2 separate regions of the Mus musculus genome follow, and region 2 is linked to region 1. The links are chromatin contacts, found by Hi-C or POLR2A ChIA-PET in ENCODE. All regions are on one chromosome and are shown on one strand. The core of a region is the stretch at or near the end of the contact, and the rest is flanking DNA. Distances in the headings are between cores, read along the strand shown. Region 1 holds the start of Zmynd10 (zinc finger, MYND domain containing 10). Region 2 holds the start of Sema3b (sema domain, immunoglobulin domain (Ig), short basic domain, secreted, (semaphorin) 3B).

Region 1 (4,088 bases), core at 538-3,037:
CAGCTTGCGGTGGCAATAGTCTACTAGGTCCAAGACCTTGTCATCAGCTGACTCACACACCTCCTGGGGGGGTTCAGGGAGGGGATATTTCTGGGGTTCGATGCCCTCCCCGGCCGACATAGCCCACCAGGCTCAGGCCTGCAGAGTAGTGTCTCACCTTGTGGAAGAACACTGTCTCTAGGAGATTGATGATGGAGGCCTCATGGTGTACCTGTCGAAGAGGACGGGGCTGGGCTGAGAGGGAGAGACAGGGACTGGCTGTTAGCTATCTTTCTCGGCTCAGGACTCTGAGGGCCCAGCTCACCACCATGTATATGGGGAAGGTATTCTGGGGCTTGAAGTCCTCCAGCCGGCACAGCACAGGGAAAACCTTCTGTTTCCACATCTCCACCGCAATCAGCTCCTCCACCAGCGTTGGGATCTGCGGAGGACGGGGGAGAAGCAGGGGTGAAATGGCCCTGCCTTGGTCCCTCAGCTTTCCTGTCCCAGCTTTAGCCTGTCTTAAGTCTCCAACTCTCTTGGGTTTCCTCTGAATGGCCTTTACTGCCATTGCCCTCTTGCACCTTACCCCACCCTCCGTCCAGGGATACCCCACTTTAGGGCAGCTCTGCTCTTCCTGTCCTTATTCTGGTCTTTGTCACCTGGCCTTACTCTTACTTCAGCCCTTTACTGAGCCCTGTTCCTAGACCAATCCCTGCTACCCAGCTCTGCCTTTCTCTTGCAGGAGAACTAGGGCCGCCCTTGGCCCAGCCTCCAGCCAGGCATCTTTCCCGGCTTCTACTTTCTCCTAGTGTGCTACCTTCCCCATTTGGAAAGCCTCACTTCCTCCTTAGAGAGGATCTCTTTGGCCTTACAGTCAATTCAGGCTCATGTCAGCACTTGAGCACTCCCCCTGGAGCCTAGGATCCATGGCTCCATCCACTCTCGCATCCACTGAGGGTACAATAGGAAATGTAGCCAGCCAGGTACAGCGAGGCATGCCTGCAGCCCCGGCACTTGGGAGGCAGACACAGTTAGGCTAATGGCCATCTGGGCTACAGATCAACACCTTATCTCAAAATAAAACAAACATATTTTTCTTTCCCACTTAGGTGTACCAGGCCTGAAGGAAGAACAGGTGCTGCCTAGTGTCCCCAAGAGGTACAATAGAAGGCAGGAATCCTGCCTGGGACCTGGACGTACCTTCCCATGGTTGATTAGCAGTTCCTGGATGGGCTCAGCCTGGCTGATAGTTGCATCAAGGATGGCTTGCATGTTCAGCTTCTCCAGGCTCTCATGCTGCTTATTCCACCTGCCCCCGAAGGGATGTATGTACATTGGGTGACCAGATGTGCAACGGGAGTGAGGGTGGGGTTGGATCCTACTGAAGACTACCATGATCCTGTCCTGGGGCCAGAGGGGCACGGGGGCCATACGCTTCTATCTCAGAGAGCTTTGCCTACCCACCTGGAGGCCCCTCCACACTGGCAACCCCTTCTCCAATGTCAGTTCCAAGCTCCTCCACTAAAAGACCAGTGACTCCACCTGTGGCGGCTGCCTCACCCTTCAGAGCCCATCTCCCGAAGCTGGAAGCTGCGCAGGCCCCGCACCAGCACCTCAGCCTCCCCAGGCAGCAGCAGTTCCAGGTCACCCATGCCAGGGGCTAAGATTCCTTTGGTTTTGGGAAGCAACCCGAATAGGGAAAACTGAAACACTTAGGACTACAGAGTCCAGCGGTAGGACCAAAGTCTTGGGACAGGGCAGTTGCCAAGCCGTTGAAGCGCTTGAGTCGTCGTCGCCATGGAAACGAGGGAGCTTGGCGCCTGCGTAGTTTTGTCTCGATACCGCTCTTGCCACGCCTACCTCACCGCCAATAAGCAGCCCCAGATGCCAGACCCACTCGCCACACCTCCCCAGGGCTTGCACAGCTGTGAGTGTGCAACTCCTGCAGCTGCACTGTCTTAGCCCCTCAATAGGGTAGCTACCGCGGTCTCAGCAGCTGAGTCTTTCAGTTTTTCGTTTTTATGACATAGGCTGGCGTGGAACTTCCTATTTATACCGAGCTGGCCTTCAAATCAAAGGGTTCCACTGGCCTCTGTGTGCTCTGTCTTTCTAGTGCTGAAATTAAGGCATGCGTTACCAGGCTCAGGCCCGCAGCCAGGAGTCCTAATGATGTGCACCTAACATACCTCCCTCCAGAATGGCGCTGGCTCCCAAAATACCAGACCACAGCGGCTTACCAGGAAGAACCTTCCTCCCGCCCTCTCTCCTACCCACGTGCTTCATTTTTTTTGTCCCATTCTCTTTTATTTTAAAAACGTTTGTGTGTGAGCCATCTCCCCAGAACCCCATCCTCTCTTTGAGATGGATTCTCATTATATAGCCAAGACCGACACGGAGCTCGCTATAGAGCCAGGGCTGGTTTAAGCTTTCCTTCTTCTTGGTCGGCTTCCCCAGTGTTGTGGATTGAGGCGTGCACCACCGTGCTTGTTTTCCACGTCCCAACCTCATGAGCTTTCCCTGAGTTCCTCCTACAGGCTTTCTGAGACAGGGTTTGACTATGTCAGCCAGGCTGGCTTTAACTCTGTATAGTCCAAGCTGTCTTTGAACTAATTCACTTGTGTCAGCCTCCTTAGTGTTAGCATCACAAGCATGCGCCACCATGTTTGGGCCCTTGCCTTATTTCTTCTGGAATAGTCTTACTCCTTCAAGGCTCAGTCACTCAGATCCTCCTTGGCCATCTAATACAGAGCAATTTTTGCTCCTGTCCCAATATATTATATCCATCTTACCTGATTCTAGTTCTTTCGGTTTATAGGCCAGAGCAGTGCTCATAGCTGAGAACTTGCCTGTCTAGCATGCACAGAGCCTTGGCTTCAGTCCCCAGGACTGCATACGTGGGGTGTGGGAACATAAATCTATAATCCTAATTAACTAACTCAGGAGACCAAGGCAGGAGAATCAGAAGTTCAAATCAGGAAGTTCCAGGCCACTCTGTGCTTTATAACAGCCCGTCTTAGCTCCACCTCGTACTGACCGCCAAAAAATAAAAATAAAAAAACAAACAAACAAAAAGTTAAAAATCTAAGTGTGGCCAGGCATTCCAGCGCCCACCTTTAATCCCAGCACTCAGAGGCAGAGGTAGTCAGCTCCCTGACTGAGTAGGCCAGCCTGGGCTACGTAGTGAATCCCAGGACAGCCAGAGTTACATAGTGAGACTTTGTCTCAGAAAAATCAACCTCCTTCATCCCTCAAAACCCAAAACAAACCAACCAATCAACAAACAAAAACCTTCAGCCTGTTTGACATTTTTGCCCACTAGATGGCGCTCCAGCCAGCCCAGGCCAGTTGGCATGGCTTTCACATTCACTGGTCTTTAGTTGTTGGCTGAAGCAGTACTCAATATTCCACAGGATGAAACACATAACTTTATTTACAAAACCGAGTCTCACCCTCCAGACCATATGTACAACCATACTTGTCTAGCTCCAGTGGACCAAGGAGGCCTTAGTAGGGGCAAGTAGCCATAGTAACATGTTCCAGCTAGCCAGCCTCACTTCCAGCAGATGATGATGTTGGGGTCATTTTCTAGTCGCTCGTCCAGCTCATGGTAGCTCATGCCTGGGGCAGGGGGGTGGGGAGGAGGTGTGAGCAAGGCAAGGTCAGCTGCCCTGGCATGGCCACTCAGCCCTCACCTCACCCAGCCTGCCCTGCCTGCCTCCACCTGTCTTGCAGCAGATCTCATCATAGCTGTGACAGCCCGTGTAAAGCCTGGCAGGGTGGCTCCGCTCCTCCCGAGACACTCGGACTGGATATTTCTGTAGTCTCCGGATAAGGTTCTTCATCAGCCCAAACTGGATCAGCTTCCTGAGCGATTGTGGGGGAGAGAGGTGATATCCCGGACACGCTAGCCCTGTGGTACGTTATGGGCTAGAGAGACCTCCAAGCACACCCTCTGCCTGGACAAGCAGGCTTCATACTTCTACCCTCAGGGAATCCCCTGCTTCTTATTTGACTCAAGGCTCTTCCAGAGAGACCCAAGACAGTCCAACCCGCCATGCCCGAGAGTGCCCGTCTGACCTTTCATCAACGTGTTGTAACTGCTGGGG
Region 2 (4,088 bases), core at 1,047-3,546, 62 kb before region 1:
CCTTAAGAGTCAGAAGCCTAAAGAAGGGAGCTTATGGGAGCCTCTGTGGGGAAGAGGCAGGCCCTACAGGCAGGTGGGGACAGATGTCCTGTTCGGAACAGGAAAGGGGCCCTTCCTGGGGCCAGAGCTTCTGAGACAACAGGAGCTGTCTAGTTCTGATGGAATCTCCAACTGCCTTTCAGAGCAGACCAAGATTTTTTAGTATTTTGTATCTCTCTGATAGTATGCGTATGTGCATGTGTATGGCTTTGGGTGATAGAAAGGGATGGGAACCAGACTACAATGTCCCAGCCAGGCGTGGTGGCGCACACCTTTAAATAAAGCACTTGAGAGGTAGAGGCAAGTGGGTCTCCGAGTTCAAGGGCATCCTGGTCTGAAGAGTGAGTTCCGTTATAGCCAAGGCTACACAGAGAATCCCTGTCTCAAAAAAAACCTAAAAACTAAAACCAAAAACTACAGTGTCTCTTGGCTGAGTGTGGGCTGATGTTTAAGCCCCTCCCTATGACCTGAATCCTTATGACTAAAAGAAAACCTAGGACCTTCATCACTGCCATGGGGGTCTGCATCTCCCCCCATTTCAATCAGAAGAGAATGTAATGGCCTCCAGCCAGTTGGGACTTGTACACAGCTGGGTTACAGCAAGGATGTGCAAGCTTGCCAGACATTCAGTCTTAGTCACACATGAGATATCAGGGTTCAAGGTGGGCAGAGGTGAGGAAACATGGGTCCTCCTAGCTTCTTGTTCTAGTTTCTCACTCAGCGGAGAGGCAACCTTGCAGGTAATTTTAGTCTGGAGAAAAATCATAGTTTAGTATTATCTCCCATCTCCACTTTCTGGTCTCATTGAGAGGCCAGGGGCAGAGGAAAAGAGGGACCTGCTATGTGTCTTCCTCATTATTTCCTGAGCCTCATGAAGACCCAGCAAGCCCAGGAGAGTGGAAGGGTTTTCTACAGACATGCTCTCTTCCTTCTTTATGCTGGGCATCCCCAGAGCTGGAGGGTCTCTTCATTGTCCCCACAATGGAGAACCTAAGGCCTGGTCCTGAGCTTCAACAGAAGTCTTTCACAGAGGAAGAAAAAAAGCTGAGATGGGTAGCGAGTTGTGACAGTCCAGTGGGTGACACTAAAGGGTTCAAGGCACAGCCCAGGTGATATTTTGGCAACAAAAGCTCCATGCATTCAGAAACAGGCCGGGCCAGCCGGGAGGCTAGAAGGCTGGCAAGACGGAGCTAGGGTGGTGCTGTGGACCCCGGGCCAGGAGCTTCATCCCTGTGAACTCCTGTGAGTCAAGTCAGGATGTAGAAGCAAGAAGGCACTGTGGAGGGTGACCCCAGGGTCCCAGCCCAGAGGCAAGAGGCAGGTAGGATCTTATCCTATCTTCAACAAGACTTAGAATAGGATCCCTGAGGAATGTTTTTGGGTGCTGCTAGGAGTGAACTTTTGAGAATTCTGGGGGATCCCTAGGGGAGGGATCCCTGAGCACAAGGATTGGAGGGTGGAGAAAAGTAGCTATGCAGAGTAGGAAGTGGGAGAGGAGCTGAGCCTGAGGCTAAGATGGTAGCCATGACCTAGCAGGGTTTCCCTCATCAGAAGAGGCCCAGAGCTGTGCTGGCAATAGCACTCATCTGCACTGTGCCTCTAGCGTGCACCAGCCTGCTCAGCCGAGGGGGTTATAGAAGCGACTGACCAGGGATAGCTAGGAAGAGTGAGCCTGTAAGGTTGGCAGGTGGTGGCGCGTGCCTTTAATGCCAGCATTTGGGAGTTCAAAGCTAGCTTGGTCTACAAACCAAGTTCTAGAAAAGCCAGAGCTTTACAGAGAAATCCTGTCTTGGGGATGTGGGGGAGGGGTTAGTTGATCACTACACAGGTTCTGGGCAGTCCCCTCAGCATCTTCAACTCCTATCAGAGCATACAGAGGATGCCCCACACACGCATAAGTCAGGGTTTCCAGGAAGGCTCTCTCTATCCAACTTAGGGGATGTAGTATTTATGTAAATGCCATTTATGTAAATGGCTGTTGATCAGTACAGAGTGCTCTACAGTATTTTTTGCAGCTTTCCTGGTATAGCCCCTTCCTCAAAGGCTGTAAAGAACGGGGCCCCACCCCCACTCCCCGGCTTCCCCATCCCACTCTACTGGGCAATGAAGAAAACAGGAGTGTGGAACTGTGATGTGGCTGGTTGAGGGGGGGGGACTCCCCATCCCAGAGGGGCTGACCTCAGCCTGGGAGGAATGTGCACGAGGGAGGGAGGGAGGGCGGGAACGCAGGGGTGGAGCCAGTAGGGGGAGGGCCACAGTGAAAGGCCCAAGGCTCCTGGTGGTGGCCCCTCCTGCCACCCCTCCACCTCAGCTCTGACATGGCCCACTGAAGGGAAGGGCAAGAGGCAAGGAGGGGAGGAACTGATCTTTCCAAAAGGTGGGCCGGGGGTCCCCTGGACCATGGTGGCCAGGCTTGGGGTTTGTGGGTGGGGAATGTCCTGACAGACCCTTGACTTTTTCCCAGATTGCCTGGGGGCAGGTGGTATACTGTTGGGGGAATTAGGCTTCCTGGGGCTCCTAGTCCTCGTGGCAGTGCCTTACCACCCCCTGGCACTAAGCTCCAGTTCTCAGAGTCTCATGACCTAGTGCCCACGTGGCCAGCGGGGGGAAGGTTGCAAGGTGGAGCCATCGTTGATTGCAAAAGCAGGTGTCAGTAGGGAGCCTGCAATCCCACCCAGCCCAGGACACTGGCATGACCGACCAGCACAGCCACCATCAAAAGGGTGTTGGGTGTCCTACGGAGCCACCACGCTACCACAGGGAGCCCAGGCATGGTGCAGAGGTGGCTCGGTAGTGAGGCAAGGTGGGCAGGCAAGTGCAGAGACTTGGTGCAACTATCCAGTTATCTCCAAAAGGAAAAGACAGAGCTTTGGTAGGCTGTACTGTCAATGCACAGTCCGCAGGGAGAACCCAAGCAGACCTGTGCTAGTGGATGTCCCCAAGATAGAGGCTCAAGCAGGAGTAGGGACCCCAGCTGCCTCTCTGGGTTTCAGACCAAGACTGCCTTATTCCAGAATCTTTAGAAAGTCCAGTTATGACACCCGGGTACTGGCATCTGAAGTGCTGCCTTTTAGGGGAGCCCCACCTTAAATCCAACAGGATGAAACCCAGCAGTAGGGAGCAGGAAAGAGATCCTCTCACCTCTCACTCTTCAAGGGAGGAGACATAGCTACGGGAGCAAGTCACCTGGCTAAAGAGGGCCAGAGGCAGCTCGTGCCCTTGAGCTGGGAAGTGAGAGCCCCCGGTTGTCAGAAAGGTGGGGGGGGGGGCCTCTGGCACTGCCTCCTGGTGTGAATACCAGCGCTGGTGCCTGGCATAAAAGAAAAGAGATTGGGTCCTTGAGTCTGGAGAACTGGAGTCAGTCTGGGCAGACCAGGGACACAGCAGGGGTGACCAGGGGCCTCCAGGCGGCACTTGCTGCTGGGTGGAAAATTGTAAACAGCCAAAGAATGTTGTTTGCTTGCATGAGGCCAGGGGAGGCTGCCCAGGTCCTTGGAGAGAGGCAGCGAGCCCAGGAGCAGAGTAGGGCCTTATCCTAGAAACCTAGGCTCCTTTCTGAACACCCCTGGCCCTTGTCCCCCAGCGGCTAGACAGGTAGGCCAAGAACACTAGATCCTAAAGCTCCTGGAGAGATAAGTCTCCCCTTATCTCTGTCTGTGTCCCCTTATCTCTGATTGGATGACGTCCAGGCGGTATTAACAAAACTGCACAGTTGCAGCGCCAAGGCACCTGTGCCATACAACCGTACAGCCGTGGCTGGGGGCCTTCTGACCCCTGAGGGCAGTCTTGGGGAGAGTGAGGCAACATCCAGCCCTTTAAAGTGCTCCCAAGACTTCAAACAGGGAGTGGTTTTCAGAATAAGCTATACAACAAAACCCTAAGTACTTCCCAGCCTGGGCACCAAAGTCAATTGTAGGAGTCCTTCCTGTCTGAAAACTGTCTGCCACACTCCTGGCCCAGCCCCTGAGAAGCAGGGGTAGGTAAAGCAAGAAGTTGAGGGCCATCCTTGATTAATGATAAGTTCGAGGCCAGCCCAGGCTATAGAAGAC

What was found. Hi-C counts contacts between places; a loop is a spot of excess contacts on that map. ChIA-PET counts read pairs that join two places held with the same protein, here RNA polymerase II (POLR2A).
Region 2: POLR2A ChIA-PET joins it to region 1 with 15 read pairs in embryonic stem cell. The contact joins the promoter of Sema3b here to the promoter of Zmynd10 in region 1. A Hi-C loop is called at or near these places in 1 of 37 maps with a recorded cell type or tissue (T-helper 17 cell). POLR2A ChIA-PET finds 5 or more read pairs at or near these places in 4 of 5 experiments (Patski and embryonic stem cell).

Annotation. Positions count from the first base shown.
Region 1 is chr9:107,545,003-107,549,090 of GRCm38, reverse strand. It overlaps Zmynd10 (zinc finger, MYND domain containing 10), which reads right to left and starts at 1,787. Exons shown (of 12, transcript NM_053253.4): 1 at 1,543-1,787; 2 at 1,183-1,291; 3 at 305-421; 4 at 158-211; 5 at 1-63. The coding sequence starts at 1,634. It overlaps Gm34106 (predicted gene, 34106), which reads left to right. Exons shown (of 2, transcript NR_168657.1): 2 at 1,092-1,523. It overlaps Nprl2 (NPR2 like, GATOR1 complex subunit), which reads right to left. Exons shown (of 11, transcript NM_018879.2): 9 at 4,060-4,088; 10 at 3,704-3,846; 11 at 3,385-3,600. The coding sequence ends at 3,533.
Region 2 is chr9:107,607,449-107,611,536 of GRCm38, reverse strand. It overlaps Sema3b (sema domain, immunoglobulin domain (Ig), short basic domain, secreted, (semaphorin) 3B), which reads left to right and starts at 2,296. Exons shown (of 20, transcript NM_001042779.2): 1 at 2,296-2,416.